2 separate regions of the Homo sapiens genome follow, and region 2 is linked to region 1. Evidence: chromatin contacts called from ENCODE Hi-C or POLR2A ChIA-PET data. All regions are on one chromosome and are shown on one strand. Each heading gives the region's core, a stretch centred on a gene start or an enhancer-like site at or near the end of the contact. The rest is flanking DNA. Distances are from core to core; before and after follow the strand shown.

Region 1 (6,233 bases), core at 3,734-6,233:
CAACCTGACAAATAGTGGAAGAAGTATGAATTAAAACCCCTTTATATATTTTCGGCTTATTATAGTAACAAAGCTTGCCTGAGTGCATGAGCTGACGCTGCCTGGTGTGGTAGAGGACATGGGGAAACACATATTCCCCTTCATTGTCTTGATATAAAAAATTGGTAGGGTCTTTTTGTAGGAGAGCTTGATAATATTTATTAAATCTTTAAAAAGTACATATTCTTTGTTTTCTTTTCTTTTTTTCTATTTTTCCCACAGTCTCTATAACCTAAGGGAAGTACATATTCTTTGATCTAAGAATTCCACTGCTGCAACAAATAAGGGATTAGAGAAATAAATGATCATACATCCTCCCAATAGAATACGTACAAGTATTAAAAAGAATGAGAGATATTTACATGAAAAATCTGAAAGAATATATGCCAGGCTATTAATAGTAGCTATATATCAGGCAAGAGAGCAAGGGATGGCACTGAGGGGAATAAGATTATACTGGTCTTCAGATTTTTTCCATATTTAAAAAAAGTAACACACACATAACTTGGTAACCAGAATAAATTTCTTTTGCATAGGGAAAGAATTAGGACCTTCCAAATGAAAACAAGTAGAGTTATAGTTTTAAAGGAAAGTGCAGCCCAAGGTAATACAGAGGAAAGGCAGTAAATGCGCATGGGGAATGGGTGGGCAGGAGGTGCTGGGGGGCTGTCAGGGGCTCATCAAGGGGCCTTTACCTTGGATAATTCATCAGGGCCCAAGGTCGAGGGTCTGGGCCTCTGCCTTGAATCTCTGCTTCAGGGTCAAAACCCTGGCCAGCAAGAGATGAGGGTGTGGAAGGCACCTCTCTTTGGAGGCTATGGTCATGAACACTGGCCAATTTCCAGCTCTTAACGTGTCCCTTTCTTGCCTTTGGCCTCACCATCCTCCTCTGTCCTAATGATCTTCCTTCCACTTTGGAAATCACAATTGCATTCTAATCCTGCTTCCTTGGGATTGTTACCAGAGTACCAAAATTGGAGCGGTGGGTGTTCTTACATGCTTTAGTCACAGATTTGCCGATAATCTCGTGGTTACTCCCACAGGTGACTGATCACATCCATCAGGCATGACTTGATTATATGAGAGTGTAACATCATTCCAACAGTAACAGAGGCATAACTGGTGTGCATTATGCTAGGCGAATTCTAAATGCTGTGTTTCATCTCACTCCTGGGCTAAATGACCCTGTGTGACCCAGTGATGTACCTGCTCTCCCAACTCTGACCCGGCAGTGCCCTTGCCTGTGGGTGTGGAGTGAGGATGTGGAGACTAAACAGCATTGGTGTTCGCTCCTTCTTCTTAAGCTTCTCCCAGTCTAAAATAAAACAATTTCTCCCTCTAACCATTTTGAAAGTATAGACTACAGGCTGTGCGCATTACTGAGAGGAGGAGGCTTCCTCCCTTCTGGGTCTTGCATTTGGATGGGCAGAGAGTGAGACAGGAGAGAGGCCAAGGGCTTGTTCCAATGAAAATTACTGACAGAGTTGACATTCTCAGGTACAGACTCACCTGGATGGAACTTCTCCAGAGGTAAGTGGGACAAATGGAATGGAAGGGAGAAGAAAGAGATGGGGGAGGCCGGAGGGAAAAGGAGAGGGCATGTAAGGAAAGGCCTGGCCGTCGAGTTGGCTAAGTGAGTGAGGGAACATGGGTCCTGGCAGTGGAGCACCCACCTGAGTCCGACGTTGTTGATATCATCCCACATGGAGGCAGGGGTTTCCCAGAATGCCTTATTCCTGGTGTTCAGGATCGTCTGGAAGGCACAGGGAGGGTGATGAATGATCTGAAGGTAGGGAGGTGTGAGGGGCTGGGTAATGGAAGGGACAATGAGTGGGGATGAAGATGCAGGGGTCTGAGGGGGAGGTCAGAAATGTGGAGTTGGGAACAAAGTTCAAAGGGTACCTGGACCCCTGCATAAGCATTGTTGACCAGCACATCTAGACGCCCTTGCTGTTCCCGATCCACTTGCTCAAACAGGCTTCGCACTTCACTCTCCTGGCTTGAATCGCACACCACAGGCACACATTGGCCCCCGAGGGATTGTGCCTGGAGTAGGACAGGGGATATGAGCTCACATTCACACATGGGTGTGAGTCATGACAAAACTCCCCAACCAAAGTGGGCTTGAGAACTGAGAAGACAATCAATCCTAGGAGAGCCTGCTGCAGAGGCAACATGGCAGGCAACGCTGCCCTCTGGTGTCTGTTTGAGTAGTTTCAGGAATGATAGGCCTCCCCACCACAGAGCAAGGTGAATTGCAATGTAAGTTTTAATAATCTACAAACATTTACTGAGGCCCACCATGTGCACAGCATTGTACTTTGCAAGTAGAGGGTAAGAACAAGTGAGGCATGGAGTCTGCTCTTGAGAAATGAGTAAGCATCCTTTTCCTTGTTGTGGTCATTTCCATCTCTCATGCCCTTAGCTCCCACCCTACACTACTCACCTAAAACCTCTACTCAGTCCCAGTTGTCTTACCCTCACTCCACCAATGCTCCTGGTTGGTAATTGAAAAAACCAAAGCTATCAGCCATGAATGATTTCTACTTCCTGTTCTGTCTCACTCTCTACAAATGCCCACAAACCTCCAACTTCAGAGGAAGAAGAGTCCTTTATCTAAGAACAATCCTCCTATTCTCCAAATTTATGCTCTGGGTCCCCGCCTATTACCCTCCTTGCCTGAACTACTGCAATGCCTCCCAACGACTCACCTGACCTCCAGTCTGTCTGCCTTAAATTAATTCTTCATAATCCAGCCAGTACGACCTATCTAAAACACAAACCCTGTTCAAAATCTCCTAACTGGATCTCCATCTCTTAGAGGATGAAGCCTGAGTTCTCTATTAGGGTCTTCCAAGACCCACTCTTTCCTCTCCAGCCTCTCACTCACTACTCTTCCCTTGCATTATCTCACACATCTACTCTTTCACACAGCGTCCCTATGCTTATGGAGCTCCCTCTGCTGGAATGCTTTTCCTAACTTCCTTTACCTAATTCTTACCTTTCAAAACTCAGTTCAAGAACCACCTACCTCCTCCAGGACGCTTTCCCAAACCACTTTCCCTAGCCACTCTCCTATGTCATCTGGATGCTCCCCAACACCCCTAGAGTATTCTGTGCATATCTCCCTCTTATAATTTACCATATTCACATTACATTGAAGTGACTGCTTTCTGTACCTGACTTCCTGTTGGAATCTATCTTCATTTTTAATTAAAATTTTTTTTTTTAGAGACAGGGTCTCACTGTCACCAGGCTGGAGTGCAGTGGTGCAATCATAGCTCACTGCAACCTCGAACTCCTGGGCTCAAACGATCCTCCTGCCTCAGCCTCCCAAGTAGATGGTACTACAGGTGCAGGCCACTGTGCCTAGCTAATTATTTAAAAAATATTTTTTGTAGAGACTGGGTCTAGCTATGTTGCCCAGACTGGTCTCCAACTGCTGGCCTCAAGTGATCTTGCTGCCTTGGCCACCCAAAGTGCTGGGACTACAGGCATGAGCCACTGTACTCCACCATGGACTGAATCTTTGAAGAGCAGAAATTAGATTTTATTAGTCTTGGTAACTTCAGTGGTTTACCAATGCCTAGCAAATCATGGATACTCAAATATTTATTTAACTGAAGTCTAGTAAATAAGTAAAAAATGTGCAGTTCAATAAAGTCTTGCCTGAAATAGAGGAAAGCACAGGTCCACAACCCTTTAGTTGCAATTCCAAAATCTCTGCTCTCAAACAAAAAGTTTTTTACTTTTCTTTCTTTTCTTTTTTTTAATACAGTGTCTCGCTGTGTCGTCTAGACTGGAGTGCAGTGGTGTGATCATGGCTCAACTCCTAGGCTCAAGCGATCCTCCTGCCTCAGCCTCCGGAGTAGCTGCTGGGACTGCAGGAACGTGCCACCATGCCTGGCTCAAACACAAAGTTTTTTCATAAAACTCACTTGGCGGCAAAATTCTACCTTACCTGAAGTTATTTACGGGGTTTTTAATTTCCACTTTGAATAAATATTCACATCTTGTTGAGTAGTATTATAGTTTCAGGTAAGGGATTAGGAAAGGAGCTGTTAAGTGGAAGGGCTCTCTCGGGTGGTTTCTGCAACTGTGGTCCCAGAGGAAGCACTCACCTCCTGAGCAACAACGCGAAGGGTGTCCAGATGGCGGCCAGTGATGTAAACTGTGGCGCCTGCTTTGCAGAGCTGCAAGGCAATGCCACGGCCAATACCCCTGGAGGCACCAGTCACCACACACACTTGGCCATTCATGGGAGCTGCCATGACTCACAGGCAAAGGAGGCAGGTCTGTGGAAGCAAAGACTTACTCTGAGGGAAGCCTGGAGACTGTGTGTGTGTTGGGGCGAGGTTGGGGGGTAGGGGAGAACCTCACTAGGGCTAAGAGGAGGAGCCAAGGTAAGAATCCTTTGAGGGGAGAGGAGTCAGAGGCTGACAACTGGGTGCGGGCCTGAGGACAAGGCTGACTGTCTTTTGGGAGGCCCAGAGAGTGAAGAAGGGGCTGAGTGGGACTGTCCAGAGGTGGACAACTACTACAACCCTCTGAGTGTGGCTGCCTGGATATGGGAATCTGGCGCGGCAGCCCCTCGGGGCGCGTCCACGCAGAGTCCTGGGCTATCTGAAGCTCCGGTCCCTGGCCTGACCCAGTCCGGCTGAGCCAGAGGCGCAGCTTCCGGGCCGGGGATGAGCGCGAAGCCTGGAGATCCTAAGCCCTAAGTGGGACGAGCGTGCGCCGCTTACCTGCCACCTGCGCTGCCGCTGAGGTCTGCAGATTGCGGGGCTGCGGTGGAAGTCTGGGTTCTCGCCCAGATTGAGCCGGCGACGTGGAGGCAGTGTTCAAGGATTGATTCTGTAGTAGGACCCGGGGCGATTCTGTGCTGAGGTAGAGGGGCAGAGTCCCAGGCCAAAGTTAGAACCTGCGGATGGGGGCGGAGCGATCTGGGTGACACACCCACCCCGCCCGGCTGGGGCGGCGCGGAACTATGACGTAGTAGCTGCGTCAGGAGCGCGCCCGCGTTTCTAAACTTTGTCTGGATAAGGCGCACGCTTGGCGACGTCGAAGGTCCGTCCGCAGTTAAGGAAGCTTTTGCAGCCGGACAGGTCGCGAAGCACACATGGGGCAGGGTCCGCGCTCTCCACACAAGGTGGGGCGCCGGTTCCCAGCTGGTGGCAAACGGGGGCGCGGGGCCAAGGGGTCGGGGCGCCCCTTACCAGGCCGTAAGCGGCAACCCTGGCCGCCTCCGGATGGGCGCTCGGAGCCGGCTCCAGATTCGCACCCGCACCTGAGCCCGGAAGCTCTGGGATATTTCCGCCGGGCGCTGTCAGCATTGAAAGAGGCTCCCGAGACTGGGGAAGAACGAGGTAGGCAGCAACTTCGGGGTTTAGACCAAGAGCATCAAATCCAGGGCAGGCAAGGAAACTTTCTAGGGTCGGCAGGGCGTGGGGACTTAGTTTCATTTCCCATGTCCTCTTCCTCGGCCTCCGACCCACGACCCTTGGTTAAGCGAGGGTACATAACTGTATTCTCTACTAAGTCTCTTCAAAGTGTGTCTTTCTTCCCTTTTCAGATCTGATGGTGCACAATATAATGAAGGAAGTAGAGACTCAGGCCCTAGCTTTGTCCACGAACAGGACTGGCAGTGAGATGCTGCAGGAACTGTTGGGATTCAGTCCCTTGAAACCGCTTTGTCGCGTGTGGGCTGCTCTGCGCTCTAACTTGCGCACTGTGGCCTGTCACCGATGCGGGGTCCATGTATTACAAAGTGCTTTGCTACAGCTCCCTCGATTGCTGGGGAGTGCTGCAGAGGAGGAGGAGGAGGAGGAGGAGGATGGAAAGGATGGTCCCACGGAGACCCTGGAGGAGCTGGTCCTGGGACTAGCCGCTGAGGTGTGTGATGATTTTCTTGTCTACTGTGGAGACACACATGGCAGCTTCGTGGTCAGAACTCTGCTTCAGGTGTTAGGAGGGACTATTCTGGAGTCTGAGAGAGCCAGGCCCCGTGGTTCCCAATCATCTGGTAAGTATTACAAGAGGAAAGTGGACCTAGGGGGAAGAAGAATTTAGAAAGTTCAGAATGAGACAGTAAACAGAAGAGTAAGTCTTCATGGGGGAGCTTGACCGGGAAGAATTAGCTTGACCTGTCCTAATCTGAACAGGGCTTAGCAAGCCAAAGATTAGTGTGTGCGGAG
Region 2 (6,233 bases), core at 1,316-3,815, 68 kb after region 1:
GACTGCATCTTGTGTAATTAAAAAAAGAAATAAATAACATCCACCTCCAAGGAAGTTGAATGATGCTTGTTAAAGTGCAGAGCAGAAGCCACCAACCAAGGTAAGAAAGCCGGGTTGTGCTCCGGTATGTGCGCTAGGAGGCAGCGGAGCTGAGACCGAGGCCAGGCGGCTAGAGAAACCGCGAACCAAGGACGGGGGGGCTGGGTCTTTCTGGTCGCCAGGGGGCAGAAGTGTAGGGCAACTTAAATCCGCAACTACCCGCTGTTGCCCAGGCTCCAACGCCAGGCCGAGCATTTCAGAAGTCATAAGTTCCATCTCTCTGCCGCAGCCGAGACAGATTGGAGGGTTTTCAGAGTCAAGGGGATGCCCCCCCGCCCCCCGCCTCAGAGAAGCTTGGCACTCTGAACAATCTCAACCACTCTCCCCTCTGCTCCTCCCTTCCCTACCCCCCAACACCCATGAAGGGGAAATTGAGTCATGGGAGGAGAGGCCAGAGTCATCAGGGGAATGAGGGCCGACGCCAGCCCTCAGGGCCTTCCAGATGCTAGGAGGAGGAGGGTTCTCCAGGAAAACAAACAGGGGTGAGAGGGGAAGGCGGTTGGCTGGGCAGGAGCTGAGCCAGACACATGGAGAAACGCTGCCCAGGATCAAAGGAAATATGACATTTGAAAAGAATGTGTGCGTCTGCATGTGCTGTGCCTGCGGGGAGTGGGGCCGGGGAGGGGCAGAGTCTGGGGGAACAGGGGCTGGGCCTCGGGGTCTCTATCCCTGCTTTTCTCGCCTCCGCTTCCCACCTCCCTTGCCCTCTTAGGTACAGGCTGGTTGATGGGTCGAGGTGTTCCTCGTCCTCCCTCCCCGTGGGTTTCTCCTTCCTTTATTTCCGAGATGAAGCTGGAAGGGAAATGTAACCTGAGGAGACCAACCAAAGGAAAAAAAAGAAAAAAAAAAGAAAAAAAAAAAAAAGAAAGAAGAAAATCAAACCAGGCCGCTTCCCCGCTCGGCCTCGGAACATTCTTCTCTCCCCGCCGGCCTGGGCTCTTCTCCCCGCCCCTCCTGTGTTGCGGCCCTGGGCTCGGAGCCGGGGCAGCTCCGCACGTCACTGGGGTCCCCGGGGACTGGGGGGGTGGTCCCCTGGGCGGGCCCGAGGGAGGACCGAGGGGAGGGAGGGAAGCCGCCTCGGCCGCTGCGGAGCTCCGGCCCGTCGGGCCAGCCCTCCCTTCTTTCCCCAGTCCCGTAGAGCCTGTTTCTCATTAGAGTAACGGGCGCGGTCCCCGCCCGGCTTCTGAGTGTTTGTAAACGTCTGACCTGGGGCCGTCGCTTAACCGTTTAGTTGCTGGGATGGGGCGGCGTTGGGGGTGCGGCCCTGAACCGGAGGGATTTAGAGACTGGAGACGCGGCCTCTAAGAGAGGTTGAAACTGTGTGTGTGTGGGAGAAAATGATAACCACCCTCCCATCTCTCCTACCCGCCAGCCTCGCCAGTATCTCCCACCGAGTCACGAATCTCCCATCTAACTCCCTCTCACACAACCCAGGCCTCTCCAAGCCTGACTTTCCCGGAAACTCCAGTCCAGGTCTTCCTTCCTCCTCCAGCCCAGGTGACAGGTGTCCAGCCTGTTGGGGGCGGGGGGGCCAAGGAGGGGGAAGAGGAGGGGAACCCACAGGGTCCGGAGGTTTCAGGCCCCTAGTAAACCTGGCAAGGATTTTTAGAAGAGCCGGAGTGGGATGCTATCGGGTCAGAGATTCATTCCAGACTACAGTTCTAGGGAGGAGGCTGCCAACTTCCCGTGGAGGCTAATTCACGGCCCCTCTGGGTGGCTGGGACAAGGGCAGCGGCAAAGCCTGGCCTGGATCTACGCCCATCAAGGGCTGTGGGCCTAGGGACAGTTCTCAAAGCCTCTTTGGCTCGGACTGCTCCCAGAGGCATCCAGGCTGGCTAAGCGTTCTTCATCTTTGGGGGTCCTGGAGGAATGGCTGATGGAGGCGCTGATTCGGCAGCGCAAAGACTTCCAGAAGGCCCGGGCAGAGTAGCCCCAGGCAAGGGAGGCGGAAGAATAGCCTTTTCCTCTTCCGAGCAACTCGGTGCCACTCTGCCCCCAGGACCCTCCTGGCCTCAGGCTTGGAGGGAAAGGGGAGGAGAAGTGGTTCTGCCTTGCTAGGTGCTATCTACACAGTCTTCAGAATTTAAAAAAGGGTCTTCCGTGGGCTCTCTACCCTGGGGGCCCAGGATGTGGCCCCTTTAAGGCTCTCGGACCCAGAACCTTGAACTGAGACTAGGGGAGGTGGGGGCTGGGCTCTCTGCGGGAAATGATTGTCACAACGGCGGACCAATAGGCAACATTAGTATCACTCTTGAAGGACCGTTTTCCAATTCAGTTTTTTTTTTTTTGAGGGGGAGGGACTGAAGAGAGGACAGAGGGAGGGAGGGTGGGGGAGGACGAGGGGCGCGTGGTTTTCCCATCTCATCCCTGGAGGAGGGGCTGGAGCATCCCCGGCAGCCAATCAGGGACAGGCTGGGGGGGGGACCGCTTTGAAGAAGTTTGGGGGAAAAAAGTTTGGAAAAGTTTCTATAATAACGAGGGGGCTTCTGGAGGGAGGCGGCAGCGACGGAGGAGGGGGCTTCTCAGAGAAAGGGAGGGAGGGAGCCACCCGGGTGAAGATACAGCAGCCTCCTGAACTCCCCCCTCCCACCCAGGCCGGGACCTGGGGGCTCCTGCCGGATCCATGGGGGCGGCCAGCTGCGAGGATGAGGAGCTGGAATTTAAGCTGGTGTTCGGGGAGGAAAAGGAGGCCCCCCCGCTGGGCGCGGGGGGATTGGGGGAAGGTTAGTGCTGGGCTGGGAAGGGGTCTTGGGGTCAGTGAGAGGAGGGCCGGGGATCCTGAGTCTGGGGAATTTAAGGCAGCGAGCCTAGGGTGGGGGGTGAGGGAGTCAGAGGTCGAAGGGAGTCGGGGGGACTCGTTGGCCTGCGGAAGTGAGGCTGGGGGCCCGGGCACCACTTTCTCCTTTTTAGGTCGTGACTGGGGTGGGGGTGGGGGTGCTGTTGGCTGTGCGCCGCCTCCCGGCTGGGCCGCCTGTCACTGAACTGGGGGGCGGGCGGGAACTACGGCCCCAACAGCACCAGGCGCCGCCAGGGGAAGGGGAGGTTTGGCGCTGGAGCTGGCCCCTGGCGGACCGAGCTCTGGCCCGGCCGACTGGACGCCCGGGGCTGGGGGCGCTGTCAGGCCTCGCTGGGGCGCCCCTCCCCCTCCCCCGTCTGGCCGCAATGAGAGGCAGATGGCGGGGACCGAGCCGGGGGCGGCGGCCGCCGCTCGCACGAATCCGCGCTGCCCGCTGCCCCCCTTCCCCCGGCTGGGCCCAGCACGCATCACCCCCTCGGCTGCACCTCCGCCCCTAGATGGCGAGGAGAGAGGGAGGAGCCACCTCCCCTCGTCACCACAGCCCTGACGCCCCCCTCCCCTCTGGCCACGGTTGCGATGGCAACTGGGGCTCCTGCCAGCGCCGTTTGGGGGTTTGGGAACCGCTGCTAATTGGGTTCATGTGTGAGTCGCCCCCAGTCCAGCCCAGTGCCTCAAGAAACACGCCTCCAGGCCCAGCCCCAGCTCCAGCCCCTCTGGACCCACCTCTCTCACCTTAAGACCCACTGGATCGGGTACCCTCGGTCCTAGGATCCAGGGGCCAGTGGGCAAAGGCCTGGCATGCCTGCTTCAATCTCCTCCATCTTCCCAGGTCCAACTCTGCTTTTGTCTTGTGGCTCAGAAGGTCTCTTTGCTGAGGGGCAGGGAGCATAGAAGGACTTGCGGCCTGGCCACTCAAGGAACATAGCCATCTCACCTGCTTCTCTCTTTCCCCCTCTCCCTCTGCTCCTCTTCCCATTTTGACAGAACTGGACTCAGAGGATGCCCCGCCATGCTGCCGTCTGGCCTTGGGAGAGCCCCCTCCCTATGGCGCTGCACCTATCGGTATTCCCCGACCTCCACCCCCTCGGCCTGGCATGCATTCGCCACCGCCGCGACCAGCCCCCTCACCTGGCACCTGGGAGAGCCAGCCCGCCAGGTCGGTGAGGCTGGGAGGACCAGGAGGGGGTGCTGGGGGTGCTGGGGGTGGCCGTGTTCTCGAGTGTCCCAGCATCCGCATCACCTCCATCTCTCCCACGCCGGAGCCGCCAGCAGCGCTGGAGGACAACCCTGATGCCTGGGGGGACGGCTCTCCTAGAGATTACCCCCCACCAGAAGGCTTTGGGGGCTACAGAGAAGCAGGGGGCCAGGGTGGGGGGGCCTTCTTCAGCCCAAGCCCTGGCAGCAGCAGCCTGTCCTCGTGGAGCTTCTTCTCCGATGCCTCTGACGAGGCAGCCCTGTATGCAGCCTGCGACGAGGTGGAGTCTGAGCTAAATGAGGCGGCCTCCCGCTTTGGCCTGGGCTCCCCGCTGCCCTCGCCCCGGGCCTCCCCTCGGCCATGGACCCCCGAAGATCCCTGGAGCCTGTATGGTCCAAGCCCCGGAGGCCGAGGGCCAGAGGATAGCTGGCTACTCCTCAGTGCTCCTGGGCCCACCCCAGCCTCCCCGCGGCCTGCCTCTCCATGTGGCAAGCGGCGCTATTCCAGCTCGGGAACCCCATCTTCAGCCTCCCCAGCTCTGTCCCGCCGTGGCAGCCTGGGGGAAGAGGGGTCTGAGCCACCTCCACCACCCCCATTGCCTCTGGCCCGGGACCCGGGCTCCCCTGGTCCCTTTGACTATGTGGGGGCCCCACCAGCTGAGAGCATCCCTCAGAAGACACGGCGGACTTCCAGCGAGCAGGCAGTGGCTCTGCCTCGGTCTGAGGAGCCTGCCTCATGCAATGGGAAGCTGCCCTTGGGAGCAGAGGAGTCTGTGGCTCCTCCAGGAGGTTCCCGGAAGGAGGTGGCTGGCATGGACTACCTGGCAGTGCCCTCCCCACTCGCTTGGTCCAAGGCCCGGATTGGGGGACACAGCCCTATCTTCAGGTGAGGGTTGCGCCTGGCACTACCGCTCTCTCTAGCCATTCCAGTAGGGGAGCAGGAGGGTCAAGGGATGGATTTGAAGACACTAGTTTCATGCCCTCTGAATTTCAAAAGAGTATCTGCAACCAGCTCAGCAGCTGCCAACTACCTGGTTTTAAAGAGAACTAGAAAAAAAAGTGCACCTCTGGATGATTTACAAGAGGGCAACAGTTCCCTGTGGGACAATTAGAAAAAGCCCCTCCACCCTCCCACCCCTAGCTATTGTAGGAGGATCAACTAGGTTAAGGAGGTGTTCCTGTAGCCTATAGAGTGCTCCCAAGCCCCCGCTCTGCACTGGCATGTGGCTGAGTGTGGAACTTGGGCTGGATTTCAGCCTTCCACTCTGGCCCTTTCAATAGGTGCCAGACCTAAGCAGATTTCCACTCTGTTGCAGGAAATTCCCCTTCTGCATTCCTTAATTTCTAGAGCCTGACCTACTAGCTTAAAAGTATAGCTGCTAACTTGAATAAAATAGCATATATTTGCAAGTCAAATAATTCATATTAAAACTTGCAGTTCTATTCCTTCCACCCTCAGAGAATCTTGCCCATTTCAATAATCTTAAATCTTGAGATGTTAGACTGAGCTGGCTCTGTCCAGAAAAGTTTCTAGGGGAAAGAAACGTTAACACTGGTACCCCTGGGTTTCCCATAGGGCAAAGTTTCTCAACCTCAGCACTGTTAATTCAGCACTACTATTTTGAGCAGGATAATTCTTTGTTATGTGGGGGTGTACTGGACATTGTAGGATGGTTTAGCAGCTTCCCTGGCCTCTACCCGTTAGATGCTAGTAGCACCCACTCCCCTAGTTGGGAAAACCAAAAATGTCTTCAGACATTGCCAAATATCTGGGCAATTACTTGGGGGGCAATTACCAGTTGAGATCCACTGTCCTAGGGTATCAGGGAGCACAATACAGGATAAGTTGTCCCATCTGAAACCCTTAGCTCCCTGGAACTCCACCTATCAAGCCCCAACTAGTGGAAAGGGAGCTGGCTTGAGAGCAGAATGTGCTCAGTCCTAGGTCTGTCAGTAGCTGCTGGCTTCAGTTTCTTTCTCTCTCTCTCTTTTTTTTTTCTTTGAGACAGTGTCTTGCTCTGTCACCAAGACTGGAGTGCAGTGGTGTGATCTCACTCAGCCTCAACCTCCTGGGCTCAAGCAATCCTCCTGCCTCAGCAGGAGTAGCTGGGACTACAGGAGCACCAACTCGCCCAGCTGCTTT

The links. A loop is a pair of places that touch in the nucleus more often than their neighbours do. ChIA-PET counts read pairs that join two places held with the same protein, here RNA polymerase II (POLR2A). Pooled maps may share reads with other maps.
Region 2: a pooled map shows a loop between it and region 1 (3-fold over the local background). The contact joins the promoter of NFATC4 here to the promoter of DHRS1 in region 1. A Hi-C loop is called at or near these places in 1 of 37 single-sample maps with no recorded cell type and 4 of 50 pooled maps. POLR2A ChIA-PET finds 5 or more read pairs at or near these places in 8 of 52 experiments (Caco-2, GM12878, HepG2 and 5 more).

The regions. Positions count from the first base shown.
Region 1 is chr14:24,294,797-24,301,029 of GRCh38, forward strand. DHRS1 (dehydrogenase/reductase 1) reads right to left here and starts at 4,984. Exons shown (of 9, transcript NM_001136050.3): 1 at 4,785-4,984; 2 at 4,161-4,334; 3 at 1,942-2,085; 4 at 1,713-1,792. The coding sequence starts at 4,310. NOP9 (NOP9 nucleolar protein) reads left to right here and starts at 5,054. Exons shown (of 10, transcript NM_174913.3): 1 at 5,054-5,405; 2 at 5,612-6,061. The coding sequence starts at 5,159. RefSeq lists an enhancer at 3,538-4,328.
Region 2 is chr14:24,365,619-24,371,851 of GRCh38, forward strand. It overlaps NFATC4 (nuclear factor of activated T cells 4), which reads left to right and starts at 2,566. Exons shown (of 10, transcript NM_004554.5): 1 at 2,566-2,822; 2 at 3,881-4,976. The coding sequence starts at 2,723. LOC124903291 (a long non-coding RNA gene) reads right to left here and starts at 3,767. Exons shown (of 2, transcript XR_007064085.1): 1 at 3,629-3,767; 2 at 1-909. RefSeq lists silencers at 997-1,306, 3,025-3,404 and an enhancer at 4,367-5,210.